6 separate regions of the Homo sapiens genome follow, and all the other regions are linked to region 2. A link is a loop called in an ENCODE intact Hi-C map of the cell type or tissue named here. Cell type or tissue: endothelial cell of umbilical vein. All regions are shown on one strand. Each heading gives the region's core, and the rest is flanking DNA. Links, peaks and the distances in the headings are about the cores only.

Region 1 (5,239 bases), core at 1,139-5,138, 250 kb before region 2:
CTGGGCAACAGTGCAAGACTGTCTCAAAAAAAAAAAATTTATTTTTGCATGAAAAATTTCCAGGACTTTGGTGATAAGCAGCGAAATCAATGCCTTAAGTAGATTTTGAAATGGTATATTAAAAAATGGTACTCATTTGGATACTGTAAGAAAATACTGATTAGGTTTCTGGGATATAATGGACAAATGATTCTCAACTCATGGCAAGAAGATTCCTCCCTGGGTATCAGAATAATTTGAGGTGGAACAAAGAGGCTATGAAGTTTCAGAACAAGGTGGTATTTTCTGCTCTTGCTTTAATTTCCTTTATTGTAAAAATTCAGTTAACATCAAAGAGAGTGTCTTTTTTTTTTTTTAAGGAAGAATGCTTTAAAAAGAGATAAGAGCAGTGCCAACATGAAAACCAAAAAAAAAAAAAAAAACAGTGCAACGGGGTGCCAAAAAAAAGGGGGAAAACATCTGAAATAAGGGGGAAGAGTCAAAGGTAAAAATCACAAAGCAATGGAATAATTAAAAAGATAACAAAAGGTTAACTAGGCAAGTTAGACCAGGGGAAGACTTAATATGAAATTTGTCCTAGGATAAATTATTAAAATATTTAAAGATATAATCTAAAGCTCCTACTGAAATAGAAGATAAATTTAAAACAATTTTGATTAAAAAGAGAAAATATACTGTAAAATATTTATTTAATAAAAATAATTTTATAATCTATACAGAATTGAATAAAAAGTACAACAAATTATTTTCACTTATTTACAAAACTGCATACAGTACAACTTGCACATTGAGTTCAGCATTCTATAAATATGGCCACATACCAAGATGTGAACATATTCTTGTCTTATATAAGAAAAGGCTCAGGTTGTATGCCACAAACTTTGAATTAAATTCCAGGGAAATATTGCTTTGGTAACATGAACAATTTGTACCACATTCCATTAAAAAAAGATTTAATAAAATCCCTCAAACAGCACTTTTCTACTTGTTTCGGAGTACACAATTCCCAAATTAGCACAAACAAAACAAAGCAAAAAAAGAAAAACAGACAGAATGTAAAATGAAGGTTGCTACTTTTATGATATCACTTCCCTTTCCCTTCCTTAGCTAGTGTTCTTTTCCTTTCCCTTAATAGTAAAGGATGGTGAATAGAAAATGACCTATTCTTATCCCCATCCATTTGCTTCTAGGATTCCTGCTTAAACCAAATGAGTATGTCGACTTTGCAATCTTGACACACTATTATTAACACTGTTCAGCTGTGTCATTCTAAAAAAGTTAATACCCCAGTTAAAAGCACCTATCTAGATTCTTTTCAAGATAAGGCAACAAAGTCAGCTTTAAAATAGTTTTCATGTCTGACATATACTAGCAGCCCCTTGGTAGACTGATTTCAGAATTAAATGCATATAGAACATTTTTTCAAGTAACTTGGTAATGAAATCACTAGCAATTTTAAGCAAATATTCAAGATGATCTACCTTTAGAAACAAAGGCAGATTTAAGGTAAAAAAATGCAGGAATCACATCTATCCTAGTTCCTGTCCCATTGAAATAATTGAAAAGAGGCTCAGTTTATGAAAAAGGCCTTGGACTAATGCAATTCCTATTGACATCTTTACTTGGATAAGAAAAACAAATTAATATAAAAACTATAAATAGGGATGAAATTATTAAAAAAAGATTTTTCATTTTATTTTGGAAATAAAAGGGAATACAAATACAAATGGCCTAGTTACATCTTTAGCCTATATATGAACTTTTAATCTTGGAATTAATAGTCCTTCATATTGAAGATTTAAAGACAAGCAAGCGTACCTTAAGCTTTCTTAAGTCTCTTCATTTAGCAGGCTTCAAAACTTGCCTTATTTTCTAACTAAATGAGCTTCTCTGGGAAGCATATGAATAATGCAAAAACGTACTTCTAAACAAATTTTACAGAAATAAATAATCGTCACAATGGGAACCAAGAACATTCATATGATGAATTTTTTTAAAATAACTTAAAATTAGAAATGATACGTACACCTTAAAATACAGAACACTAAACCAGAACAAATATTGCCAGTGATAGAATAACTATGTAGAAAGACCAATGTACATGAGTAACACAGAAATAAGAATTAAATTGAATAGAGGCAGATGCTGTTAGAACATATTTCCATCCATCATGACTTGCAACATTTTGTGGCCTCTGTGGAGCCCTGGTCCCACCAGGCCAAGCATCTGGCTAAGTAGATACAGACATATGTGACCTATAAAACACCAAACTCACTTGCTAATGAAGTATACAACACCATGTGCTGCTTTGATTGCTCTTGACTGGTTTTTAAAATCAAGTTCACTTTTGAATCAGAAAAAAAGTCATCCTTAAATTAGCTCTCATAAATAATCCATGAAATAAACTTTACTTCTGGCTCCTCTGAATAGTATCATGTTATTCCCGGAACACAAGGTATTAGTCAAGTGGCTGCTGTGAAGTCAAGAAATGCACATTCATAAATATATGTCTACGCTTTAAAAAATCAAACACATCCAGGCAGTTGCTGTGCAGAGTTCTTGCTATAAGAAGAAGCCCTTCAGCAGTATATTATGAAGTGGTTACTTGAGAACTTGATTGTGGATCTTCCAGCTTTCTACATTTCTTCATAACACTGACTGCACCACTGGCCAGGAAAACCACAGCGATGAGTGCAAAATAACTGGCATAGATCAAAAACTAGAAGGGGGAAAAGCAGTTTATTGAATTATCAATGACAAGAGGATTACTCTATAATAAAGTATATTCAGAATTTGTCCATAAAGCCTCAAAAAATATTGCATACTTACACCACGTGCCAGACCCTGAAGACACAAAGCAGCATCACAGCACGGTGGTACTAAATAAAGCCTGACTGCCTGAGTGTGAATCCTGACTTCATCCCTTACAAGCTGCGTGAACTTGATTGAGATACTTCATCTCTGAGCCCTTCTTCACTTACAAAATGGAATTCATAGTAGTTCTCACTTTACAGCGATGTTGGTACCCATCAGTGAGATCATAAATGCTTATTAGCACAATGCTAATGCTGTTAGTATTACTTTTATTGTTGTTGCTGTTATTGTTATAATTCAGTCCTGGTCTCTGCCTTCAAGCTGATAGGTGGGTACAAATAGGCCAAATTCTGAAGATCAAGAACTTCTCTATTTTTCCCCAGAAGAGGGCAGCGGCAGGTCAACTATATTCCATTACAGGATTACTTAATGTAAGAATTCTTCCCTAAGACAATTTTTTTTTTTTAAGTTCTGGGGTACATGTGCAGAATGTGCAGATTTGTTATATAGGTATACGTGTGCCATGGTGGTTTGCTGCACCTATCAACCCATCATCTAGGTTTTAAGCCCTGCATACATTAGGTATTTGTCCTAATGCTCTCCCTTCCCTTGCCTCCCACCCCCCAACAGGCCCCAATGTGTGTTGTTCCCCTCCCTGTGTCCATGTGTTCTCATTGTCCAACACCGACTTATGAGTGAGAACATGCAGTGTTTGGTTTTCTGTTCCTGTGTTAGTTTGCGGCGGATGATGCCCTAAGCGAAATTTTAATGTGACTATATGGTTTATTAACATCATCATCATCATCATCTTCTTAAAATAACATACTAAATACTTACAAACTGGTTCAAAAGTACAATGAGAGTATGGCCTTAAATCACTGAGCCAGTTTCTTTCAATGTTGGCTACACTTCTGCAGGAAGCCATTAATCAATCATGGCAGTTAGGGTTTCAGCACCACCCATAAAATCCTATTATTCCACGTGTTTAAATCCACCATTTCTATAAGAATCTGCTGACAAATTTCCACTTCCAATGACAGCCATGTTTCCCTCAACTGTAATAGTCCTGGGAACTCTCCCTTATACAGGGAGGATGGCAAGCACTTAAGTTTCTCTCCTACTTTCCATCCTGAAATAAGTTTTGGGGTTAGATGTTGGTTTAACTCTAAGCTCTGGAACACTACTAGTGATGGTATGGACAAGTCACTTAACATCTCTCAGACTCATCTTCTTCATGTCTAATACAGCAACCCTACAAATCCTATATAAAGCACTTGACACGTAGAGGCACTCAATGCACATTGTCTATTATTACTATTTCTCTCTTAGATCGCTTCAGTAAAAACAAAGTTAATTACGGCTAATATGTTGGGAAGAAATCATTTGGGTTGGGATGGGGGTGGGAGTAAATACTTCTTGATTCATTCAGTTGCCCATTTTACCAAAGTACAAAACAAGATATACTTAAAACTCACAATGCATGAAGGCATATACAACTATACAATTCCTGAACGTAAAAAGTATTCACATTGTTGTTGGGTGTTGGTGCAAGTTTCTCAATAGTCATAAGTTACAAATCATAATGTTGTTCATCAGCAGCAAGGCATTACCGTGGTATTTGGGTGAGGGGTGTTTTAAATAAAGAAGGGAGGAGACTTAAAGAGTTGTGAGATGAAGCAGGGAATCTCAAACATGGGATACAGTATTCCAAGCATAGATTTAAGTATAGAGGGAAATAATGGATGAGGAAGCAGAAGGTCTTGGTCTGTAAGGAATCAATATTACCTCTCAGCTGAAACAGCCCCATTGGGCTGATGAGTTACACTCGGGAATGTTCTAAGACCTGACAATCCCAACACCCTCCCAGGAGAAAAGAACTAAGGATAGGGGAGAAGATGTTGAATGAAGGAAGGAGGGTATGCTTTTACTTTACATCTGTTCCCTATTGTTTGGATTTGTTTTCATTAAGCATACATATACTTCTGTCACCCTGATCAAGTCACACATACTACCTTCGATGCCAAAGGAGAGATCTTACCTGAGTGGTAATTTCTAATCCAAGGCCACTGGCATCTACCACAATTAGAGTGAGCAGCGTCTGCAGTGCCAGGGCAATGAAGGTATTTACACCAAATACTAGGGCATAGCGTTCCATGCTGAGGTTTGCAGCAATTTGAAAACTTAAAAAAAAATAAAAGAGTGAATAAATAAGAATTACTTCTGGAGTACTTATAATATTTATTCTAAATAAAAGTAAACATTTATCTTTAAACATGAAGAGTCCTTCTTTCTACTGTCAATTGCCTTTCCAACCAAATGAAAACATTCTGCAACTAAATGATATAAATCTCATGCAAACATCTGAAAACAGTAGGAACATACAAACATGGGAATAAACAAAACTTGCCTAAATGCTTCCTCAGGA
Region 2 (5,239 bases), core at 463-4,462:
CATAAAAAACATTTTATTTTACCATAGGAAGAACTGCTTCTGGAAAAGCCCAATATACCACTCAACTCTTATATATCTAACTGTATAATTTTTAAAAAGAACAATTTACAAAGCCAAATGGTATAGGATTATGAAATTCATTAGATCATGTTCTATACACAAAGAGACTCAACTGATGATGTTTAATAAACATATGGACCCATCAAATATGAGGGCTTTGAAGATATCTAATTAAACACATAATTACACAATGACTTCATAATAATATATGGCATTCTAAGCATGGTATGATCTACATGAATCACTATTTAATACAGTAAAGAAACAGATATAATTGATGGTAAAGAGCATCATAAAATAAACATTTTGAACAGAGTTTTGAATGAGCATTCCACTAGAATGCAAGTTCTAAGAGGGAAAAAACTGTTGTGTCCACTGCTGTATCCTTAGTGCCTAGCATAAATTTCACACATTGTAGGGACTCAGAAAATACCTGTTGTATGAAAAGAGCACTAAGTTTCTATGTGACACAGTGCAGACATGGCATAAGGAATGTGTGAACGGGAGAGTTAGCATGTTTGCTTGGCTAGAGCTGAAAATCCAGGCTAGGGAGAAAGAAGACATTAGTTTACTTAGGAAATGAAAAACCAAGTTCAAAGCTATTGCTGGAGAGTCTTCAAGAATCAGATATAAAATTTGTCACAACAATGGGAGAAGGACCAAAAAATGATAAACCCCCGTCCCTTAATAAGCTCGTATTGTAATTGTAGAAATGACATTAATGTACACTGAACTATGAATAAAAAATAGAAAATGAGGTGCTAAATATTTGGTACAGATTGTAAGTACCTTAACAGAGATTTCTTAATTAACATTATTCCTTTATAATTGAGGGATTTTGTGGGGTTATTGGGATTTGAACTCTACAGCATGGGCTATTATAGGTTAAAAATAGTGTTCAGGAGTTTCTGGGGAAGAACTAAAGGTAAGAAGAAAAGAGATGTTTACAGAAGGGATAGAATTAACAGCTCTGTGAAATAATTTTCCCTTAGACTATGTATAACTAGTGGATATTTAAGAAAAATGAATATAAGTAAAATAGACTTAGCGATATATAAATATCATAACATACCACAACAGAGCATTGTCCACCCCCACAACTTGAAGATGTTCCATAAGTCCCTCTGGGTGCTCTGACATTTCCATGGAAATATCTGCAAATGAAATACAAAATTATATTTAGATGTATACTCTTAAACCACACATTTATAGCCTTTGAGGTGGTGCTTACAACTTTCTTAATAATCAGAATAAAACACATATGTCTACTAACCCTGTCTGAGGTAACAGGTTTCTCAGACATAGATGAAAAATTACTTCAAATTTACATCAGAACTGATGCACAGTTTTGTTTTGTTCTATTTTATTTTTACGCTTTAGTCTCAAGTTGCTAATCGGTACTGCCCTGAATTTTTTCTATGGTTTGGTAATTTTTATACCTGCTTTTCTGCTGAGCTATTAGATAAAACTATTTAATATTTACTATGTATATTTTTTAAAGTATTGTTGCTGCTTAATTAACTATTGATGCTTATATTTAATGTTATAGCCTCACTCTTGATCATAATGGGTCAATGCCTCAAATACCTAAAAAAAAAAAAAATTAGATAGCCAGACACCAGGAAAGAAAAGTATTTCTTTTTTTAATAAAAAGAAATACCTTTTTGAGCAACTGAAATGACAAAGTCACAAATTTCCTGCACACCTTAAAATATACTTAATGTAAATGACGAGTTAATGGGTGCAGCACACCAACATGGCACATGTATACATGTGTGACAAACCTGTATGTTGTGCACATGTACCCTAGAACTTAAAGTATAATTTTAAAAAAATTCTATCTTCCAAAGCATATCACTTCTCAGGTAGACACAGTGTTTATTGCAAAAGATCTGATTTCAATAGTATTTCTTCAAGAGTCTCCCCAGAGACAAAGTCAAGAAGAGGAAATCAGCATATCTGAGAAGAAAGATTTCAGGATCACTTTTTTTGAGGGTCTGAGAAAATGTTTAGTTTCTATATTATTTAAAACCAGAATTGAAATGGGGTGATTCCTATCCTTGCCACCTGCCTCTACAACCCCAAGAGTTTCTATCTGAGCATCTAAACGTCTTTTAGGCTGAAAGGCTCACCATGGCTTTGCTTGGTCCTTCTCTAGTTCTTCTGCAGCCCATTGAGCCTCTTGACTTAGCACAAGGGTCTCAGGTCCTTGCCCAAAGGGAGTGTGCTGTGCTGCAGGTAGACTGCACTGAATGTCAACAGAAAGCCTTGCTTTCTTTCATTTCTCTAACCCAGTCTCACATCCTCCTCCTCCTCCCCTTTTCCCTCCCCTTCCTCCTGCACTTCTCTTTCCTCTTTCCCCACCCCTTTCCTAGACTGGCCTCTATTGCCTCCCACTGAGACAAAAATGAACTGCTGATCAGAAAGTAATGTGACTAGATTCTCTCTTCCTTCCCTCCTTTCTATCCTTCCTTCCATTCTCCTATGCATCTTTCCTTACCCTCCTCCTCCTTCACTCATTGTTGTTGCTGTTCTTCTTCCTCTTCTTTTTCCTCCTGCTCCTCTTCTTCTACTTGTTCTTGTTCTTGTTTTTGTTTGGTTCTTGTTCTCCTCTTCCTCCTTCTCTCTCTCCTCCTCCTCCTTCTTTTCCACCACCCTCCCCTATCTTTTTCATAAATGCTAAACTAACTCTTGGCTACCTGTGGTAAATGGCCCTTGGAAATTGCAAATACTACAAATCAAAACTGCATTTCAGACATATTTATGATGTTTGCAAAACTTCAGTAGAGCTAAGCAGTGGACTTGACTCGTTTCGGTTCCTTCACCTCCGTCTTTCCTTGCTCACCACCTAGTGGACGTCCTTGTTAGTGGCACTTCCTGAAGTTAACCCCTGAAGAGAGCCCATGCTCTCTAGCTTTTCACCGTGTAGGTTTGGGAGCCTACAAGTACCTTTAATATTCTTGGACTATAAAATGAGATGGTTTTATAAGACTGCATGTGAAATTAGGACCCATATGATGAAGGACAATAAAAAGGAAGACCCACTGATGTGAGTCAATGAGTCAAATGCAAATCAGATTTGCATTTTTAGGAAAATAATAATAACAACAACAAAAACTCTGAAGCTCAGCGCCCCATATTTATTATATTGTTTAATCTTTATAACAGCTCTCTGCTATAGATATGATTATTATCCCCATTCTAAAGAGTCTCAAAGAGGTTAAGAAACAAATTCAAAAACTAGCGAAAGACAAGAAATAACTAAGATCAGAGCAGAACCATAGGAGGTAGAGACACGAAAAAGCCTTCAAAAAATCAATAAATCCAGGAGCTGCATTTTGAAAAGATTAACAAAATAGATGGACCACTAGCTAGACTAATAAGAAAGAAGAATCAATAGACACAATAAAAAATGGTAAAGGGGATATTACCACTGATCCCGTAGAAATACAAACTACCATCAGAGATTACTATAAACATCTTTACACAAATAAACTAGAAAATCTAGAAGAAATGGATAAATTCCTGGACACATACACCCTCCCAAGACTAAACCAGGAAGAAGTCAAATCCCTGAATAGACTAATAACAAGTTCTGAAATTAAGGCAGCAATTAATAGCCTACCAACTAAAAAAAGCCCAGGACCAGATGGATTCACAGCCAAATTCTACCAGAGGTACAAAGAGGTGCTGGTACCATTCCTTCTGAAACTATTCCAGAGAATAGAAAAAGAGGAACTCCTCCCTCACTCATTTTATGAGGCCAGCATCATCCTGATACTAAAACCTGGCAGAGACACAACAAAAAAAGAAAATTTCAGGCCAATATCCCTGATGAACATCATTGCGAAAATACTCAATAAAATACGGCAAACTGAATCCAGCAGCACATCAAAAAGCTTATCAACCACAATCAAGTTGGCTTCATCCCTGGAATGCAAGGCTGGTTCAACATACACAAATCAATAAACAGAATCCATTACGTAAACAGAACCAATCACAAAAACCACGTGATTATCTCAATAGATGCAGAAAAGGCCTTGGATAAAATTCAACACCCCTTCATGCTAAAAACTCTCAATAAACTAGGTATTGATGGAACGTATCTCAAAATAATAAGAGCTATTTATGACAAACCCACAGCCAATAGCATACTGAATGGGCAAAAACTGAAAGCGTTCCCTTTAAAAACTGGCACAAGACAAGTATGCCTCTCTCACCACTCCTGTTCAACATAGTATTGGAAGTTCTGGCCAGGGCAATCAGGCAAGAGAAAGAAATAAAGTGTATTCAAATAGAAGAGAGGAAGTCAAATTGTGTCTGTTTGCAGATGACATGATTGTATATTTAGAAAATCCCATTGTCTCAGCCCAAAATCTCCTTAAACTGATCAGCAACTTCAGCAAAGTCTCAGGTTACAAAATCAATGTGAAAAAATCACAAGAATTCCTATACAGCAATAATAGACAAACAGAGAGCCAAATCATGAGTGAACTCCCATTCACGATTGCTACAAAGAGAATAAAATACCTAGGAATCCAACTTACAAGGAATGTGAAGGACCTATTCAAGGAGAACTACAAACCACTGCTCAAGGAAATAAGAGAGGACACAAATGAATGGAAAAACATTCCATGCTCATGGGTAGGAAGAATCAATATCATGAAAATGACCATACTGCCCAAGGTAATTTATAGATTCAGTGCTATCCCCATCAAGCTACTACTGACTTTTTTCACAGAATTAGAAAAAAACTACTTTAAATTTCATATGGAACCAAAAAAGAGCTTGTATAGCCAAGACAATCCTAAGCAAAAAGAACAAAGCTGGAGGCATCATGCTACCTGACTTCAAACTATACTACAAGGCTATAGTAACCAAAACAGCATGGTGCTGGTACAAAAACAGATATATGGACCAACGGAACAGAACAGAGGCATCAGAAATAACACCACACATCTACAACCATCTGATCTTTGACAAAGCTGACAAAAAGAAGCAATTGGGAAAGGATTCCCCATTTAATAAATGATGTTGGGAAAACTGGCTAGCCATATGCAGAAAACTGAAACTGGATCCCTTCCTTACACCTTATATAAAAATTAACTCAAGATGGATTAAAGACTTAAATGGAAGACCTAAAACCATAAAAATTCTAGGAGAAAACCTAGGCAATACC
Region 3 (5,239 bases), core at 644-4,643, 1.1 Mb before region 2:
AGGCCGAGGTGGGTGGATAGCCTGAGGTCAGGAGTTCAAGACCAGCCTGGCCAACATGGTGAAATGCTTCTCTACTAAAAATACAAAAATTAGCCAGGCCTGGTGGCGGGCGCCTGTAATCCCAGCTACTTGGGAGGCTGAGGCAAGAGAATTGCTTGAACCCGGGAGGCAGAGGTTGCAGTGAGCCAAGATCGTGCCACTTCACTCCAGCCTGGACAAAAGAGCAAAACTCTGTCTCGATAAATAAATAAATAAATAATAAATAAATAAATAATAAATAAATAAAAATAAAAATAAAAAGATCCTGTAGCACTCATCTAGCACTTGTTATGAAGGAACTGTCTTGTTGTTGAGCTTTCCATGAATGCTTGCAGGGCATTTTAGGGATGGGCTTCATCACCTTTACAGTCTAATGAGTATCCATATGCCTTCCTCCTATAAATTAGTACTCCATCTTGAAGCTGAAAAGTCCACATGCTCATGTAGAGAGGCAAAGAAAGGAACCACAGGTAATGGGAGAAGAATGAAGGTTCATGTTATAGGTTATACAGATCATGCATCAACAAGTAAAAAAACATGCCACACATATATTTTATCTTCTGCACTACGTTAATAAGCTCAAAGGCAACGTCTCTGTTTTAACCATCTTTCGTTTATTTCAGCCCAATGACTCATTTGATGGATGATAGCTGTGCTGTATGCTGACCCAATTACAAGTGCAATGAAATCACAAGGAGGAAATTAAAAAATAAAAATTCCCACCAGAACATTTATTCTCAAGATAAATCAGGAAATGGTATCTATGAATATGATTAATGGATAAGCCCAAAGACGATTCCTCTATCATCACTTTATTGGTAACTCACAGCAAGTTTGGTTCAATTCAGTCCAAGTTTGTTGACTTTCTACATATTGCTGCTGTATGAGTCTCTGGTGATACAGAGAAGAGATAGACATGATTGTGGGGTTACAGTGCTTGGAATTTCTTAGCAGGTGGGCATGCTACATAGATATAAATATGAATACAGGTATTCAAGAAACTATTATTTTCTTAAATAAAATATTCATTTTTGAGGACAGTGCCCCAAGAGGTATTTTTGTTGGAGAAAAAAATATATATATATATAAGGTATGGTGCTTTCAGGTGGGCTGGAAGTGGGCTGCAACTTCTCAAGCCAGGAAGCTCATCCAAAAACAAAACAGATGCTGTTTAGGGGTAGTTAACTAAGGAGCAATTTTATGCTAAGGTGCAGTTTTATGCTAAGGAGCAATTTTATGCTGTATACAGACCTTTATTAAAAATCCTAAGCTTTGCTCTTATTTGGGCAGGTCTTGAATTGGGTACACATACATGTGTATAATTATCTAAACCCAGACATTTTCAAAAGCAAAAAGGGGCACTATTAATAATTATGCTGTGACGAAAGAAGGCATAAACCTGAAAGTATGGCTTTCCAAGTCTTGCAGAACTGACTGTCAGAGTTAATGAAAATAATATAAGGGCCAACTAAAACAAACAATGACACCTCTGAAACAAACCTCTCCTGAATGGAATATCACAGCTGCCGTAGAAGTAGTCATTTCCCATTTGTGGTAAGAATGAAGCAGTCTCCCCAGAATAATTCCACAAACATATTTGCTTCCTCCAGAATTCACTGTTTGCAAATTCCCTGACCTGGGGGTTTACTGTTCCCAGATCTGAAGTTATCACAATATTTACTTGGTCTTGGGCTGATAGGGAAAAAACTTTAGAAAGATGATGAATATTAGATACCAACGAAACAGTATTATTTGAGTGTGTTTCTTTGCATGAGGCATTGAATTTGTGAGTGATGCTGAGGTTTGAATGTATATTTATGTAACTTCACTGTAGGCTATTTTAATAGCATTACATGTTATTCCTTTTATAAAATAGTATATAATACTTCTTGTAGATCATTTTAAAAATACAAAAAAATACAGAAGAAAATAGAATCATATGTAAACCCTAGAGAGAGAACATTTTGCTATCTTTCCATTGGTGTATTTCATGTAGTTGAGTTTATACTGTACATAGAGTTTTTTCTTCCCTTTCCATCTACTATTATACTATTTTAATGCAATTATTATGCAGTATTCAATAATGATATCTAATATTTATGGATGCTAATATATATGATATAATTTAAACCATGTGACAGTCCTACAAGGTAGGCATGTTCGTGAACCCATTTTGCAGATGAAGAAACTGGGAAGTTTGGTGAGGGAATTTGTTCAAGGTTTCACTCACTTAAAACAGATCTTGGGATTGAACCAAGTCTAAATCATACCAGAGTTCAGGTCCTTAACCAACAGGCTCTGCTGTATCAGTTAAGTTTTGGTTCTGAAAATGGAAGCCACTCTAAGTTTTTTTCACTATAAAGGAAGCTGACGTAGGGAATAAGGCTTATACAACCTTTATATATGCCTCCCATTGGAAGAAAACAATGATCAGGATGGCTCTAGATCTAGAAACACAAATATTGCAGTGATATCACTACTACTGAGCTTAGCTGCTTGCAGCATCTGGGAGCTGCTGACAAAGCCCCACATCAGCCATTTGCTGATACCCAGACGCGTGCCTAGATCTTTACTGGAAGCAATGGCCCATCTTTTTCTTCTGCTTTGCAAACTTCACAAAGTGCCACCCCAATGATATTCAAACAGGCACTTGAGAAACGTGATTTCCATGCTTTCAGGCCCTGTTTTACAAGGGGAAAGCTTAGAAGGACAGAAAGGATACTGAACATCCACAGATAATATCAGGCTCACAGGTTATGAGACAAAGCATAATTTACCTGATTTTTTCTATCATTATGCATTTAGGTTGTTTCCTAGCTTGTGGCTACACACTTCACTGGCTCATATGCCCACCTGCATATATATTTTAGCCACACACCCAATTTCAGTTCTCCCAGGGAGAACTGAATATGCAGGTGGGCATATGACCCAGGCAGAGCTGAAATTGGAGTGTGTGGTTAAGATATATCCCAGGTGAGCTCACAAATGTTCTGCTCTTCCACTCCTGGCCCCCTGCTGATGCTTACTGTCCAAACAGCCGCTTGAGGGCAGCACCTCCCCACTACTACAGATGCTGGCACCTGGCATGGTGATGCTGGCTTGCCTCCCTAGGCTAGGTCTCCTTATCTTCCCAAAGCTGCAGACCCTCAGGTTGCCAAGGCACATCATCCGTCTGTGCTGAACCCAACCAAGATTCTTCACCAAGTGAAGAATGCTCTGCACTAAGTCTTCTAACTTCTCCCCTGAGTACTAAACAGAGTTTTCAGGCCTCTGTGTCTCATTTATGGAAACAGCTTCTTTAGTGTCTGAGGGTGATTCTCTGTCCCTTGTGGCTAGACTGACCTATGGGCCTGGTCGGAGGCAGATGTCTCATTGTCTGCCATCTACTCCTCTCTATCGCTTGATGCCCAACCTCTGAGAAATTCTTTCCTTGATGAAAATCAACTCATGGGAAAGAAACTCCAGTTAACTGCCAGCTCTGACACTTCACAACACATGCATTTATTGTTTGAACCCTTAGGTTGAGAAACTTTCTGTATAATCTACTGCTACAATGAAAATTTTGGCCATCACTCTTTGTTCACATTCTCTCCTTAGAGAAGGCTGTGATACATATTGGCAAATTTCTTCCCGAAAGATCACACCAATTTATGCTTCCACCATCCAGTGACAGTGCCTGTATTTGTACCCTGGTCACTGCACTCTCCACTGAATGGTATTTTATCAATCTATGGAGACATTATATTTATGTGTATGTGCATGCATATATATATTTATATGTGTGTGCATGTATATGTATATAAGGGTGTGTGTTTCCCTCAGGATGTTCTGCTCACCATATTAAAATAAATCATGCCCAAATTCTCTCTGCTATATTCTTGAGACCCAAAGCACTGAGCCTTCCAAAAATGTGAGGACGGCAACAGCCCCAACATATCTGTTTAGTCCATTGTAACTGTGATCATTGCAGCTGTTGATTGATTGAAAGGTATTCTTCCAGAGGTTGAAGGGGTGTATTGCTAAGGAGTAGGTTTAACTGCAAGTGACCAAAAAGCCAAAATAAGAGTGGCTTAAACTAGATAGGTTTTTTTTTTCTCTGTCCTCTAGGGACAAAATCAGTAGTTAACAAGGCCAAGGCTGGTATGAGATCCCTGGAACCCAGGTTCTTTTCATTTTTAATTCTCAAATTTGCATCCACTTTCCATCCAGCAAGAAGAAGAAAAGGGAAGAAAAAGATGGGTTTCTTCCTTCAAAAGACATTTTCTAGAAGCTGTATGCATAACCCCAAGTATATAGGTAAGTTCAGCTGCAAGAAAGTATGGGAAATTCAGTCTTTATTCTATGTAATTGTTTTCCAGCTAAAAATAAGAGGAGTTAAGTAAAGAACAGATCTAAAGAGACAAACAGAAGTCCCTCACCTGGAGGTATATAAGATATGATGTCTGTTCTTAAATTACCCACAATTTACTTATTTCCTGGAAAGCCTGTGTTCCTCTTTTACATGGTAAACAAAATGTTGTGGATAATGGCCTATTTCTTTCTTCCTTTTAATTATAGTCTGATTTTCCTTTGACACAGATTATAGTTTCAGAGATGCTTCACATTCATTTTGGACTTCAAGTGGCTGAAGTTTCTCATACTTTACTTTCTTTCCTAGCCAGCCTCTCTGTCTGGCCATTAATGAATCTGAGAATAAACACTCAAATGCAGCTGGTAAGTGTGAGCCTGAAGATTTGTTTCATATCTTTTCCTTGACAAAAGAAGGATGAAACTGTACTAAAACACAAGGAAGCAAAGAAACTGAGAAAGAGGGAAATGAAGACAATGAATATAACCTCCATTATTCAGATTAAAAAACCTAGTTTGGCCATTCCAGGGAACTTTAATGGAGATATACATCAGTGGGCTTAGGGCAGTTTACAGAGGCAGGATTTCACCATGGTACTATATGTATCTTGTACATCTCATAAAATGCACAACAGCAAAAAATTAAGGTAATATAATTTAATAAGTTACTGGTGAGATGAATAAAGATGGTGATATAAGCTTTATTGACTAGCAACCTTAAATAAATAACAGGTATATCTTGGGCAATGAATCCCAGAAGTGTTTCTTATCACTCATAACCACTTGGCAAATGGTCCTTCTGCTGTCCAATTGGTTGGGGAAAAGTTTCCCTATTTAATTTTACATCCATCTT
Region 4 (5,239 bases), core at 852-4,851, 98 kb after region 2:
TAACTCCTGCTTACTGTCTTTCAGTTCTCAGCTTAAGAGTTATATCTTCATGATAACATTCTTTGATATCCTTACCCTAAGATTAAGTTAGATTGATATCCTTACCCTAAGAATAAGTTAGATTAGGTCTCTCTATTGTAGCACCTTAGACTCTGTCATTTGACAAATCACAGCCCTAATTAATTATTCTTAAAATTATTTAACATTCTCTCTCATGCTAGACCACAAGTTTCATGCAGGTAAGGCGGAGATTGTGTCCATTTGTTTGACCCCTTTGTCTCCAGGGCCTGGTAGAATGCCTCATACATAGTAAGAATTCAATTAATATTTTACACAGAGAAAAAATTAGCAACTTATTTAAACAAATATAACTGCTTCAGAGGTAAACTGGGCACATCTTAGTTATATTATGTGATATATGATGCTTTTTGATTGTTTTTTTAAATGTTCTACAAGGTAGATATTGTTAGAGGTCCTAAGTTACTTGATGTGTTACTTGTGGTGATTGTATTCTTTTCTTTTTATTCATTTAGGCAGAGCCTTAAGCACCAGTCCATAATAAAAAGCCAGTTGAAACACAAAGATATAATTACTAGCTTGTGTGAAGACATTCTTTTCTCCTTCCATTCTTGTTTACAGTTAGCTGAGCAGATGACACAGTCAGATGCACAGGTAAAATTTGGGCTAATAGCATTTTAAACAGCAACTCTTATTTTCTTTGGCAGTTAGTAAATCTCATTTGAATGTCTGGGTCAGTCTATTTAAGAGGATTTTAATTTATTTCATTTGGGTGTTTTTTTTTGATCTGTGGGATTATTTATATCCCATAATTACTTTTCACCCAGAGCATTGTATTAGATTCCTAACTGCTGTCATTGCCTCTGGGGTCTGCCTGGCTCCCTCTTTGCTTGGTAACTGGTTGGTCACAGCATTCTTCTCAGAATCCTTTCATTCTTTTCTGCATGAGAACAAAAATTCTTTTGTTCATATTTGTATAAGATCTGATATAGCTGCAATCAATCTTGCATTTTTTCTTCACCAACGCATTGCGACCTTTAGGGATACAAGTATGTTTGTGCATGTATATGTATGTATCAGTCTTTTAAATTTGATATAGTCATACATTTGTTTTTATTTTGAAAAGTTAGAGTGTTGAATTGGTATCCCATTTATGAAACATTATATTCTAAAAATTTGTAGTACGATTATTGGGAATTATAACTCATTTTCCTGTAACACTGTTATACATAGTACCTTTTGCTTTCAGACTAGCCCTCAATTTTATTTAACTATAGTAGTCCTAAATTATAAGATTAATAGTACTCAGGACCTAACAGTTATATGTCATTTGTTTTTTTTTTTTTTGAGATGGCGTCTCACTCTGTCACCCAAGCTGGAGTGCAGTGGTATGACCTTGGCTCACTGCAGCCTCTGCCTCACGGGTTCAAGGGATCGTTCTGCCTTAGCCTCCTGAGTAGCTGGGATTATAGGCGCCTGCCACCACGCCTGGCTAATTTTTTTAGTAGAGACGGGGTTTCGCCATGTTGGCCAGGCTGGTCTCGAACTCCTGACCTCAGGTGGTCCACCCGCCTTGGCCTCCCAAAGTGCTGGGATTACAGGTGTGAGCCACCGCGCCCAGCCTATATGTAATAATTTTAATGGGACCATGAATTGAATATTTCTTCCTTGAATAGCAATGACATAGCCCCTTCTATTGTACATCTGCAAGCTGATACAGGGAATTCCTTTGTACCTGCGCTCTTCCCTGCCAGTCAGCTATGGGGGTGAAAGTGTAGGGGTTCATCCAAGTCCTAAAACTGGTAGCAACTCCTAGGGCAGGGCTGATCTGGAAGGACAGACCCTAGGGGAGGGTGGAACTTTAAAAAGAAGTTCTGAAGGTAGTAAGAAGGAAATGAGGAGTAGTGTTAGGAAGGGGCTAACTTTTTTCTTCTTGCTTCTCTTCTTTATCTCACCTGCCCCTCCCCTTGTATCCCTTCTTCCTTTTTCCCTTTCCTTTTTTGTCCTCACTTCATTCGTGCATCCTTTCTGATTCCTCTTACCTTGCTAAAAGGAGAAGTTTGTTTGGGTATCCTATATCAATGGCAGGAAGGTTGTTTTCTTCTTTACCTTTATCCTATAGATTCATATTCTCAACACCAACCTCCTCCTTTTTCAGTTTCCTTCTTGCTTCTCTTGACACCACAGAGTTTGCAGCTAGTACTTGGAGAGGAAAATTAAACAGAGATACTTGGACCAAGAGTAAGATGAAGAAAGTCTAAACAACAGTATAGTCTATAGTGGCAAGAGAGAGTATGGGGGCTGCTTAGCCAGGGTGGCTGTACATAAAGTATATCTTCAGTTTATATAAACTGCTTATAGATGGAAATCAGAAAATTTAAATTCTCTTAACTGTCCAAGAAAATTCTCATTTTTTCAAATTTGGGACTGATAAATGTGACCAGTTCTGCTTACTGTCCATTGCCTGAAATGGAGCTTTGAGGTGGACTGTATAATTTCTTCAATCTTAACTCCAAATTCTGATCAGCGACGCCCTCTGCTGTTCACTATTAATATTTATTTACCAATCAAAGTAAAGTATTGAAGTTTTCCTGGCAGTTTTCACTTTGTGTTTTAGTCCATTTAGGCTGCTATAACAAAATCCCTTAAACTGGGTAAGGGATTATAAATATTAGAAATTTATCTCTCACAGTTCTGGAAGCTGGGAAGCCCAATATCAAGGCACCAGTAGATTTGGTGTCTAACGAGGGTGTGCCGTCTGCTTCAAAAATGGCCCCTTGTTGCTGCATCCTCACTTAGTGCAAGGGGCAAGACAGCTCCCTTCAACCTCTTTTATAAGGGCACTTATGTCATTCATGAGGGCAGAGCCCTCATGACTTAATCACTTCCCCAAAGGCCCCACCTCTTAATAGTATCACATTGGGTGTTAGGTGTCTGGGAGGACACCAATCTTCAAGCCATATCATCTCACTTGGAAAAAAGTCAAAATAAAACCAGTAGATTTAATTAATATTACACTATTTATAGAAGCATGTGATGTATCATTCCTTGTATTAATTTCCTGGGGTTGCCGTAACAAGTTACCACAAACTAGGTGGCTTAAAACAATAGAATTTTATTCTCTCACATTTCTAGAGGCAGAAGTTCACAGTGTGTCAATAGGGCCATGTTCTCTGGAAGGCTTTAGGGGAGAATATATTTCATATCTTTCTCTTAGCTTCTCGGTGTCACTGGCAATCCTTAGCTTACTTTGGCTTTCTGTGTCTTCACATCATCTTTTTATAAGAACACCAGTGATAGTGATTAAGGGCATACCTTACTTTAATATGACCTCATCTTAACTAATTATGTCTTCAATAACCCTATTTCCAAATAAGGCCACATTCTGAAGTATTGGGAGTTAGAACTTAAAGCTTTTTGGGAGGGACACAGTTCAACCCATAACAACCCCTAAAATCGATATTTATTCTCAATTAAGTCTTGAAATTGGTTTCAAAAAGAGAATATTCTATTAGAGTTTTTAATGTATAGTTTTAACATATAGTTCTTTAGCCCCCAATTTTTTTTTTTTTTTTTTTTTTTTTTTTTTTTTTTTGAGACGGAGTCTCGCTCTGTCGCCCAGGCCGGACTGCGGACTGCAGTGGCGCAATCTCGGCTCACTGCAAGCTCCGCTTCCCGGGTTCACGCCATTCCCCTGCCTCAGCCTCCCGAGTAGCTGGGACTACAGGCGCCTGCCACCGCGCCCGGCTAATTTTTTTGTATTTTTAGTAGAGACGGGGTTTCACCTTGTTAGCCAGGATGGTCTCGATCTCCTGACCTCATGATCCACCCGCCTCGGCCTCCCAAAGTGCTGGGATTACAGGCGTGAGCCACCGCGCCCGGCCTGCCCCCAATTATTTAGTTTTTCTATAAACAGGGAAATTTATTTGTGTGGCCCTTAGAACTAATTTAATTTCCACTCTAATTCCTACTTATGTTTATATAATGCTTTTAGAAATTTGTATTATTCAGAAAATAAACATATACTATTGTATCTGTTGCCTACACTTAGATTTTATTGCCTGCTATATTTAAATTTTATTAGTATTTTAATTGTTTTATTAAAGAAAGAATGTGCCTGTAATCTCAGCACTTTTGAGAGGCCAAGGCAGAAGGATTGCTTGAGCCCAGGAGTTTGAGACCAGACTGAGCAACACAGGGAGACCCCCATCTCTACAAAAAATAAAAAAATTCTCCAGGCCTCATGGCACATACCTGTAGTTCTAGTTACTTGGGAGACTGGGGTGGGAGGATGCATTGAGCCCAGGAGATTGAGGCTGCAGTGAGCCATGATCAGGCCACTGTACTCCAGCTTGGACAACAGAGTGAGAGCTTGTCTAGATAGATAGATAGATAGATAATCTAAATAGATAATAGACAGATTATCTAAATAGATAATAGACAGATTATCTAAATAGATAATAGACAGATTATCTAAATAGATAATAGACAGATTATCTAAATAGATAATAGACAGATTATCTAAATAGATAATAGACAGATTATCTATCTAAATAGATAATAGATTATCTAAATAGATAATAGATAGATAGATTAGATAGATAGATAGATAGATAGAGCTTGGACAACAGAGTGAGAGCCTGTCTAGATAGATAGAAACAAAGAAAGAAAGAAAGAATGGTGCTCATATTTTAAAGCATTGAAAAATGGTCTTCCTTGCTTATATTACCCACACCTTCTTTGTTGGCATTAAGATGCAAACTTTGTTTTAAACAGTTGAGTAAATCAAAGATGGGACTGTTAAGTTATTTGTGTTATTTACCTGCTTTTTGAAAATGTAAAAATAAAACTCTAGGTTTAATTAGTAGTATGCTATTTAGTAATGAAGTAAAGCTAGAGGCTTCGAACAAATCTTGTGTAATTTCCTCTTGAATGAGAGAGAAAATTTAAAGTAAGCAAACAAATAAGTTGTGTGTCACCACTCATTCAGTCATTTAACAAGTATTTCCAGAGTACTTATTCTGTGCCAGGAAATGTTGTAGGTGCCCTCAACAACTTAGAGTCTAGCCTGAGACACAAGTAAGTAGGTAATTATTATAGAATGGTATGATCTTTGGAGGACTGGGTATTGGCTGGCTCATGGGAGTACAAGATAGGTACCCAGTGATGAAGTCAGGAAAGGTTTCTTATGGTGATATGATGACGTCTATGCTGATTATAA
Region 5 (5,239 bases), core at 834-4,833, 110 kb before region 2:
GAAAGTGTCTAAAACCCAAGAATGATTCATCCTTGAGTCTTCCATAACTCCCATCCCAGGATCTCAAGAGGCAGTGCTCAGTAACCACTTGCCAAGTGAATGAATAAATGAATTTAAATTTTAATTCACAATTTCCCCCCAAAAGTATTTTTACAAATTATTGCAGTTACATATTTTCTTAGCATTATTCTTTTCTCCCCATTAATTCTCTAATATAAGACTATTATTTATCAATAAATGTTGGGTTATAGACAAATGAAGTGACTATTCTTTCTTTAAATCTAAGGCTATTCTGACAACAATACCTTGGTCAGATAAGTCTCATTTACTTAGATAGTTTGATTTTTACAAACCTCTTCAAGACCTATATGCTCCCTCATGGAAAACCAATGTACAGTATTTGGCTTTTACATACTGGCCCATGTATTTTTCAGTAACAAGCTATTCATTGAAGGATTATGGATTCTTATTGCATGAATCCATTCAAATAGCCAAAATAACACAGTGAATTTCAGTTCAGTACTCTCAAATTGTTGAGTAATTAACAACTTCATATCTGACACATCAAATCAATTTACTAAACCTTTTTGAAACATGTCTACTGGTGTAACTCCTAGACATGAAGTCATCTGTGAACATTTTCACAAAAATAACTTTTTCATAATCTCCCAGAATTACAACTTTAAACTGAAGAATATGTATAATGTCAGCTGCAGGAAAGCAGGGACCTTGTCAGTTCTTTGAACACTGTATCCCAGAGAACAGGGCCTGACACATAGGAGGGGTTCTACAAATACTTATGAATTGAATGAATACAGTAATGAATACAATTTAATTTAAATGCATTCTAAAAGGTATGCCTACCTGGTTTGAAAAGAAACAAGAGGAATTACTGTTTTTAAAAATTAACCGAAGGGGGCCCTAGTATAAAATGAGAACTACTACAGCATTAAATTCATTTGGGGGATAGTGCTTTGGTTTCAGTCTTATCAGTCATGCTCAGCCAAGGTTACATATCCAGACTTTCATATTTATAAAAGTCTCTGAACTCTCTCAGGTAAAAATTAACCTTGACCCTTACATACTAAGAATTTGGCTCTGGATCATGTAAAGAAGTGGGTTTACCTGTTTGAGGGGCAGCCTAGATGAGTTACATGGAAGCCTAACCCAGATCCGGCATATGGTGGGCACTCAGCAAACATGGGATGAATGACATTTGTGGAGTTATCAAGGATGCTGCTGGAATGGAGATTAGTGCAGATGCAGGAAAAGAGTTATACCCAGGAATGACTTTTGTGCATAACTTTGAGAAGTGGTCATATTCTTGAGCCTACTCTAAAACTTTGGCAAAAAAAAAAAAACTCCTGAATAATTACAAAAATAGAAAACAGATAAGGTTTGCATTTATTGCACGCTTAGTGTTCTATTTTCACTGACTACCAAGGCAGTTCTATCACATATGGGTATTCATTGGTGTTCTTCTATAGTCCATCAAGAAAGTATACATGATTGCATCTGAATTCTTAAACATATTGATTTATATTATTTCAAATAGATTTAGTAAATTATCTGTTTCCTTTCATTATATCATTTTACTTGAGTTTGATAGAGTTTTCTCAATAATTTTCTGGAAAGAAGATATAGTATGAATAATAAATGTATCTGAGTTGAATATTGTAAACTCAAACTTTAGGAATAAAACTAGGAAGCCCCACAGATTCAGAGAAATGTTGGGGGAATGAAGAAAAAAATGGAGATGTCAGCTGGGCCAGAGTTTTAGGGGGCACCAGTTCACCATATTTTAGGACGTGAGTAAGCAGGCACATGGCAGAAGAGCAGAGTTGAGGTTGGGACTTGGAACCAGGACCCCTCCCCACGCAGTGAAAATAGACATTAGGAGTTGGGTTCAGCAGCCAAACATGGTCACCAGAGGATCAATGACAGACAGTGTTAAGGGATTAGGAATTCAGCAGTCTGTATCATGAAAGTGGTCCAACAGGCAGGGACAGGAGGGATACGGAAACTGTGTACAAGCACTCCATCATGCAGGTGGCATCATCAAAGTTGGCACAAGAACCTCAAGCACTGCTTAGGCTCATGAAAAGGACTTCAGGTCCTGAAGGGCAAAGGCAGAGACAAGGCTGAAAAATAACCGACTCTCTGTATCCAAGGGTTCTGCATCTACGGATTCAACTCGTTGTGGATCAAAAACATTCAGAAAAAAAATAAATTATATAAAGTTCCAAAAAGCAAAACTTGAATTTGCCATGTGCTGAGTATGTTGAATCCATGCAGATGAAGTGATGTGTAGGCTTTGCATTAGGTATTATACGTAATCTAAAGACGGTTTAAAAGTCTAAAGGAGAATGTATGTAGGTTATATGCAAATATTATGCCATTTTATATAAGTGACTTGGGCATCTGGGGATTCTGGTATCTGCAGGGAGTCCTGGAACCAATTCCCCCTGCAGATACTGAGGAACAACTAGGCAGAGGCCACATCCCAGAGGGCCCAGGGAACCGGCATTCTAACTAAAGTGGAACTATCGGTAGAGCCATCCCCCAAAATGAAATCTCACATTGCACTCTGAAGAGACAGCTTGAGAACTCCACCTGCCACACTGCCTCTGCTTACTTGGAGGCCCCTGAGTCCATCTGATGTATCCTAGAACTCTGCAAAACACCATGTGAAAATTGGGGTTCTAGGGGGCAGTGCTGAGGGTTAAAAATTAATGGGTTCAGGCATATGGGAAAATAAGAGGAACCATTTGCCTAAATTTAGAGCATAAATTTGGAGAACGAAGAAGAAACACAAATGCAAAAACCAGGGCTCAAGATCAGGATCAGTCAAGGTTGATAATTCCAAGGGCCATAGTGGGTTAAAGCTGCTGTTCATGGTCAGGGTTGGGTCTTGACAGTGAGTGGGGATGGGGCCTGCAAAGTGGGAGGCAAATGCCTCCTCCTGCAGAGAAAGGGGGGCTGGAAAGTAGTGAAGGGAAGCAAGGGCTTTAGAGATTACAGATTTAGCAGCCATGTTGGTTGCCTACATGATTTAAAATGTGAATGAGATTTTTAAAGGTTTTTTTAAATATTCTTTAGCCTTAAAATGTGGGAAAATAGAACTTATGAGAAATGTCAATGGAATAAATGAATAAGAGAGTGAGGAATAAATGAATGAGTGAAAAACCACAAGCCCAAATGCTTTCCTCCATACATGTTCTAGAATTCTCAGGGAACTTGTAGTATATCTTTTTGACAGCAGATGGTAGCATTTTATGTCTTTCACCCTACAGAATTCTTGACCAGGGAAGCGACCTCAAAGATGGTCTGGTCCACTCTTCTCCTTTTGGAATTGAGAAAACGGGAGCCTAAGGGTGTGACAAGACTTTCCTAATGGCACATGACTTGGAGAGAGAGCAATACAAGTCTTTGGATATTAATCTAGTGCTCATTCCACAGGAAGGAATAAATAATATTTTAGCTGTTTTTGTGTAACACGAATAGATTTCTACCAACATATTCTCTCATCTGATCACCAGGCACTGCCATTTCTAAAGTTCATTTAGCAGTTATAGCTGCAATCTGTGGAGTGGAAAAGAGTAAATTCACAAGTGACTTACCTGAGATTCAGAAGCTCTGCCACTGGGTGATAGTGTAGTTCAGTGGTCAAAACACTAGCCCTATAATCAGACTAGGCCTGGGTTTGCATCCTGTCTCCATACTTCAAGCTATATGAACTTTGCTAGCTACTTAACCTCTCAAAGCCTCAGTTTCTTCACCTTTAAAATGGGCATAGTAATAACCAACTTAAGGGTCATTTGTGTGGATTGAATGTGATGATGCTTATGAAATAGGTAGTCCTACATTAAGCAATAATTATTACCATTATCACTGGTCTCATTATTACTAACTCTACACTGAACAATACATTAGAACAATAGCACCTTTTGCAACTAAACAGGAGCTATGAATTAATTAATTCAGTGCACTTCTATTTTAGAACATAAAATATACTAGATACTTTGCCAGCCAGATGTCTCAGGGGAATTAAAGACAGATAAGATCTGGCCCCTGCCTTTGAGAATTCCACTAAATTACCAAAGCTTGTGTTTGAGTAAATTTTACTGGTAAATGATCACCTTCAATTCAACAGATATTTGTCACACACACCCATTTTTATTCTGTCTAGCTGCTGCAGGGGGTATAAAGATGAAGAAGGCACAGCTCCTGCCTTCAAGAAGCTTATATTCAATATAGAAGTGGAGAGAGGAGGGAAGTGCACACATAGTTATGCTAGGGTTAAATCTCACCCATCCCTAAATAAGGTCTGTGGCTGGGATTTAGTAATGCTCAGTTGAAGGTGAATGTAGGAATGAAGAAATGAAGAATGTAGCTGAAGAAGACTCTGTAAGGAAGTAAAACTTTCAGTGACATAGAGCTGAGCCTTTTCACTTACTAACAGTGTGACCCTGGACGAGTTATTTAACCTCTTTAAGCTTGTGTCTCTTCCTTATCTATAAAATGAGATGATACTGCCTTTCCTTATTATTTTAGAATTGTGGTAAACAGGAATGCTATAATGACATGAAAGCACTTCCTGAAACTGTGCAATTTTTTTTTGAGACAGAGTCTCACTCTGTCACCAGGCTGGAGTGCAATGGCACAATCTCAGCTCACTGCAACCTCCACCTCCTGGGTTCAAGCGATTCTCCTGCCTCAGCCTCCCGAGTAGCTGGGACTACAGGCATGCACCACCATGCCCAGCTATTTTTTGTATTTTTAGTAGAAACGGGGTTTCACCATGTTGGCCAGGATGTTCTTGAAACTGTGGAATATTTAACTAAAGCTATTAAAATATTATTTAAAGAGAGGGAGAACTTTTTTATCTAGATTACCATTGTTGTGGAGAGTGTTGTTTGCTTCAGCTCAAGAACACTTTTATATAAATCCCTGATGATTCTCCATTCTCTGATGTCATCTTTAAAGCCATAAGAAAGGACAGACCCACAGCCTACCTTCACACATTGGTGGGGAGTCTGTCCAGCGTCCCGATCGAGTACAATCCAATCTTTCTGGTCCAGACAAAGAATATCCCTCGTCACAGATGAATTGACATGTGGATTTATAACTGGAACTTCCAAGAGGTTGAACACAGGTCATTGTTCCATTCTGAGGGCTTAGCAAAGGTGTGCAGGGAATGGCTATCATGGGCATGGCAGAGGAGAAAAGAAGAGATCAT
Region 6 (5,031 bases), core at 997-4,996, 160 kb before region 2:
GCAATAGCAACAAAAGCAAAAATTGTCAAATGGGATTTAATTGAAATAAAGAGCTCCTGCACAGCAAAAGAAACTATCAAGAGAGTAAACAGACAACATTCAGAATGGGAGAAAATTTTTGCAAACTATGCATCTGGCAAAGGTCTAATATGGAGCATTTATAAGGAACTTAAATTTACAAGAAAAAAACAAACAGCCCCATTAAAAAGTAGGCCAAGGACAGGAACAGACACTTTTCAAAAGAAGACACACATGTGGCCAAAGAGCATATGAAAAAAACGCTCAACATCACTGATCATTAGAGAAATGCAAATCAAAACCACAATGAGATACCATCTCGCACCAATAAGAATGGCTATTATTAAAAAGTCAAAAACTAACAGATGTTGGCAAGGTTGTGGAGAAAAAGGAACACTTATACACTCTTGGTGGGAGTGTAAATTAGTTCAACCATTGTGGAAGATACCATGGTGAGTCCTCAAAGACCTAAAGTCAGAAATACCTTTGAACCCAGCAATTCCATTACTTGGTATGTACCCAAAGGAATATAAATCATTCTGTTATAAAGACACATGCATGCGTATGTTCATTTTCGCACTCTTCACAATAGCAAAGACATGAAATCAACCCAAATGCCCATCAATGACAGACTGGATGAAGAAAATATGGTACATATACACCATAGAATACTATGTGACCATCAAAAAGAACAAGATTATGTCCTTTGCAGGGACATGGATGGAGCTGGAGGCCATTATTCTAAGCAAGTTAACGCAAGAACAGAAAACCACATACTGCATGTTTTCACTTACAAGTGAAAGCTAAATTATGAGAACACATGGACACATAGAAGGGAACAATACATACTGGGGCCTATCAGAGGATGGAGGGTGGAAAGAGGGAGAGGATCAGAAAAAATAACTAATGGATACTAGGCTTAATACCTGGGTGATGAAGTAGTAAGTACAACAGACCTCCATGACACATGTTTACCTATGTAACAAACCTGCACATCCTGCACATAAGTACCCCTGAACTTAAGAGTAAAAAAAAAAGAAAAAAAAGTGCTGTATTCAGTCATTAACATTGCAGCAAATTATCTACACCACTGAGTTCTCAGAAACCAAAGTGACATAGTTCTTGGAACTACTGAAGCCATATAATTCAGGCATTTATGAGAGTCCATTGTGTACACAGCACTTGTTAGAGCTAAAGGTAATATGCAAAAGCAAACAGAACAGATAAGAAAATTCAGAGATTAAAATATCCCAAAAGAGCCGGGCACAGTGGCTCACACCTGTAATACCAGCACTTTGGGAGGCTGAGGCAGGTGGAACACCTTAGGTCAGGAGTTCGAGACCAGCCTAGCCAACATGGTGAAACCCTGTCTCTACTAAAAAATACAAAAATTACATGGGGGTGGTGGCGGGCGCCTGTAATCCCAGCTACTCAAGAGACTGAGGCAGGAGAATCACTTGAACCCAGGAGGCAGAGGTTGCAGTGATCTAAAATGGTGCCACTGCTCTCCAGCCTGGGTGACAGAGTGAGACTCTGTCTCAAAAGAAAAAAAAAAAAAAAACAAATCCCAAAAGAAAAATCTCATTTCGCTATGGCAGCTGAAAGTCTGTCTATCTCTGTAATTGCACACCTTTCAACATGAATGATTGACTGAATATGCTCTGAATAAGTGCAAAGGATGAAAGAGAAGGTTGCAATAGAAAAGCCTTATGCTTCTACTACCTGTTTCCTTTCCTAGCTCAATAAATCAGGATCTTCCATATGTCCAGAAATTCATTTCTGCTTTTTCTAGGCATATGTTTATTTTGTATGCCTTGAGATAAGACCTCTTTGGTTACAGTTTAGCATAATTGGGAATTTTAGTTTAATAATATGAGACTACAATTCTTCAATGAAGACAAACTCAGAAATTCAGTATCTTTGTTCACATTCTTCTGTATACTTTAGTCTCAACAGAGATGGGCCATAATCTGGGTCCAATTTCACTAGGAACTATGTCTCTAAATTTGGTTGCTTTCAGAGAATCTCTCCTCTGTCTCCCTATTGCAGGTCTCTAAAAATAGCAAAGACTGGTAAAGAGCTTTATACTTTTACCAGATGGTATCTCACTGAACCCCCAAACAGACCTGTAACATTTTTAGGAGGGTTATTACCCATTTGATAAAAGGAAGAAATTAGGAAAGGCTAATCAACTTGCTCAACACATCCAATACCAACAGACCTGGAATTTGAAACTAAGACAAAATATGTTATCACACTCTAGACTTGCCTTCGGCAGTGATGGTACTGATAAAAATAGACAAGACAAAAAAAAAAAAAGAATAAATGTTATCACACTGGTGCTAAAAAGGACTACTTGACAATTACTGTTCTCTTGAAGGAAATGCCCCATTATTTAGCCAGGAGACCTAACATGTTCTAGCCAGAAGAAATTCTCAGAATTTCTGAAAGGTTACTTCAAGGACAAAATACCTGTATTCCTCGCCTGTCCAGGGATCTGCTCTTACAGATTAGAAGTAGTCCTATTAGCCCAGAGGCGATGTCTCTCATGATGTCCACGTCACTGTAGTATGGTCTTGTTAAGCACTGGGCATCATTTTCTGTGGGTTCATCAAACTCTAAGATGTTCCACTTATAAGTATAGGTTTCCCCTGGTTGAACTGCTCTGATCATGGTGTTGTTCCTGCCTGAAAGAAAATATATTCAAAATTGTTTTCATTTGCAAAGTTATTTCATGATAATAAATAAATAAATAAGCTTTCGCTGGAACCAATTAATATTGCAAAAGGAATTCTTTTATTTTTATTTTTTTTAAATTATACTTTAAGTTCTAGGGTACATGTGCACAACGTGCAGGTTTGTTACATATGTATACATGTGTCATGTTGGTGTGCTGCACCCATTAACTTGTCATTAACATTAGGTATATCTCCTAATGCTATCCCTCCCCCCGCCCCCCACCCCCCCCCCCCGACAGGCCCCGGTGTGTGATGTTCCCCATCCTGTGTCTAAATGTTCTCATTGTTCAATTGAATTCTTTAAATATTCTACTTGGAACCTGGATAACATGTAGCCATTAGATAATGCTCCACTAGAGGCCACTATGACACTAATAAAAGACACCATATTTTGTTACCACTAAGAGACAAAACTCCTGAAGTGAGAAGGGTTTGGCTGTGATTTTTAGGATACTCCTACATGTATACTACCTGACTGCAGTAGTGACACCACCGGGCAAGGAGAATAGCAGAAAAATGTGGCAGCCTCTCAGAAGTTACTAGTTGGATTCAGTAGAAGTGAAAGATTCAAACCTGAGGTGAAAGAAGAGTTGACTTCATCTTCATAAGGCGAGAAGGTCACTCCATGAGGGTAAATGCTATAGGGGCGGCTGGCCATATTTTTGAACACGATCTACAAAGTTAAATCAAATTTATTCTAGGATTTAAGGTTGATCATGACAAATAATATAAGATACTAGCTTTGCATATTCACCTTTTGGATGGTGTGTGTGTATACATGTGTACACACAGTAGGAAAATTAGATCTGTTTATCTGAGCAGTAACCTCCCCTCATCACTTGGCAGGAGCATTGGAGAGAGTGTTTCACTCACACATTAAGGTGGAAAATGGAAAGAGAAGTCTGACTTTAGAGGATAGGTTAGGAGAAGTGACGTTTTCCTCACAGTATCACTCTCTCCAAGCAAGTCCTCCTTCCCCTGCCCTTCTCTTTTCAGCTTGGGCCACATCTCATTTTGAATCTGCTTCTCATCTCTAGACCATGATCCCCTTCCCCTGCCCGGTAGATTTTTTAGGACACTGTCTTTGAAGTCATCTTCTCAGCTAGGTTCAGTGGCTCAAACCTGTAACCCCAGCACTTTGGGAGGCTGAAGCAGGTGGATCACTTGAGCTCAGGAGTTCAAGACCAGCCTGGGCAACATGGTGAAACCTCATCTCTACAAAAAAATACAAAAATTAGCCAGGCGTTGGGGCGTGTGCCTGTAGTCCCAGCTACTTGAGAGGCTGAGGTGCGAGAATCGCCTGAGCCCAGGAAGTGGAGGTTGCAGTGAGCCATGATCACACCACTGCACTCCAGCCTGGGTGACAGAGTAAGACCCTTGGTGGGGGGGAAAAGCTACTTGCTTGAGAGGCACAGACAAATAGCCAGATCCTGAACTTTTAATAAGGTATGTCTACACTTGCTGAGAGCACATAAAAGGGATCAGAAATGGAAGAAGGGAAAGAGGCATGGAGAAAAAAAACTGCTTTTGTCCTTTGGCTATTTTAAATGAACAGAATAGACCTTGTCAGGTGCATAAAACACACAGGAGTCCTAGTTAGGCTCTTTAATCTGCAAAAGAGAACCTTAATCCTATCTTCTATTTGGTTGATTGTCAAAGCCTTTGGATCATCCTTTGTCTGTAGATTAACTACACTCTAGGATTTTGTCAAAGATTGCAACCTTTAATTCTCTGCTGTCCAATTCTTATCTATCTTGGTGAAGTGACATGACATTTAAGGAGAATTGTCTGAGGAAAACTCCGTGCTCTTGATACATGGAGTTTACCTTCATCAGAGTCCAACCATTAGAGAGCTGCATACCTAGACTACATTAAAAAATGAGTAAAAATTGTTTCTATTCAATTGTGTTTACTGTTATATCTTAGCTATAATGAGAAATATTTTAATGCAACTTTTAATCTATTATTTTATGCAACTTTTAATCTATTATGCTGGTTATAAGAATTTTATCAAGGATGCCATCTACTGTATCACTCAGCACTCTCTTTTGTAGAACTCATTAAAGAAGTTCCTCTTAGATCTTAACATCAGGATAAATGGTGCTTTCTTTTTGTAGATGATGTAAACTTCACCCTGACATATTTCCTTTTTTACACTGACTGCCATAAAGCTTAGGACAAAATTTGAAGACAGCCTTACAGGGTCACATGGTATCTACTTATCTGTGGCTTTATTTTCTTTGTCCCCGTATTCTATCCCAATTACATAGACTCC

The links. Hi-C counts contacts between places; a loop is a spot of excess contacts. Peaks named below come from ENCODE experiments on the same cell type or tissue, not always from the same donor. Only the 100,000 strongest peaks of a DNase experiment are listed, where the experiment ranks them.
Region 1: a loop joins it to region 2, with 3 times the contacts of the local background. A loop is called at or near these places in 12 of 110 quality-filtered maps.
Region 3: a loop joins it to region 2, with 4 times the contacts of the local background. A loop is called at or near these places in 8 of 110 quality-filtered maps.
Region 4: a loop joins it to region 2, with 9 times the contacts of the local background. A loop is called at or near these places in 26 of 110 quality-filtered maps.
Region 5: it touches region 2 in a loop (17-fold over the local background); 74 of 110 quality-filtered maps call a loop at or near these places.
Region 6: it touches region 2 in a loop (15-fold over the local background); 48 of 110 quality-filtered maps call a loop at or near these places.

The regions. Positions count from the first base shown.
Region 1 is chr1:169,463,259-169,468,497 of GRCh38, forward strand. SLC19A2 (solute carrier family 19 member 2) reads right to left here. Exons shown (of 6, transcript NM_006996.3): 5 at 4,853-4,994; 6 at 651-2,719. The coding sequence ends at 2,591. Among named protein-coding and RNA genes, the nearest start is that of SLC19A2, 20 kb to the right of the region's middle. In endothelial cell of umbilical vein, for the core only: no CTCF peak of the experiment used is centred there; a DNase peak (open chromatin) is centred at 3,183.
Region 2 is chr1:169,709,304-169,714,542 of GRCh38, forward strand. It overlaps SELL (selectin L), which reads right to left and starts at 2,317. Exons shown (of 9, transcript NM_000655.5): 1 at 2,193-2,317; 2 at 1,133-1,214. The coding sequence starts at 2,195. In endothelial cell of umbilical vein, for the core only: a CTCF peak has its summit at 2,916 (motif pointing left); DNase peaks (open chromatin) are centred at 2,458 and 2,908.
Region 3 is chr1:168,600,595-168,605,833 of GRCh38, forward strand. No RefSeq gene overlaps it. Among named protein-coding and RNA genes, the nearest start is that of XCL1, 27 kb to the left of the region's middle. In endothelial cell of umbilical vein, for the core only: a CTCF peak has its summit at 3,080 (motif pointing right); a DNase peak (open chromatin) is centred at 3,117.
Region 4 is chr1:169,807,258-169,812,496 of GRCh38, forward strand. It overlaps FIRRM (FIGNL1 interacting regulator of recombination and mitosis), which reads left to right. Exons shown (of 25, transcript NM_001320047.2): 9 at 534-672. Among named protein-coding and RNA genes, the nearest start is that of FIRRM, 15 kb to the left of the region's middle. In endothelial cell of umbilical vein, for the core only: a CTCF peak has its summit at 2,591 (motif pointing left); a DNase peak (open chromatin) is centred at 2,544.
Region 5 is chr1:169,598,011-169,603,249 of GRCh38, forward strand. It overlaps SELP (selectin P), which reads right to left. Exons shown (of 17, transcript NM_003005.4): 10 at 5,016-5,201. Among named protein-coding and RNA genes, the nearest start is that of F5, 14 kb to the left of the region's middle. In endothelial cell of umbilical vein, for the core only: a CTCF peak has its summit at 3,226 (motif pointing right); a DNase peak (open chromatin) is centred at 3,301; H3K27me3 peaks cover 459 bases.
Region 6 is chr1:169,547,311-169,552,341 of GRCh38, forward strand. It overlaps F5 (coagulation factor V), which reads right to left. Exons shown (of 25, transcript NM_000130.5): 9 at 3,330-3,429; 10 at 2,491-2,705. Among named protein-coding and RNA genes, the nearest start is that of F5, 37 kb to the right of the region's middle. In endothelial cell of umbilical vein, for the core only: a CTCF peak has its summit at 3,130 (motif pointing right); a DNase peak (open chromatin) is centred at 3,141.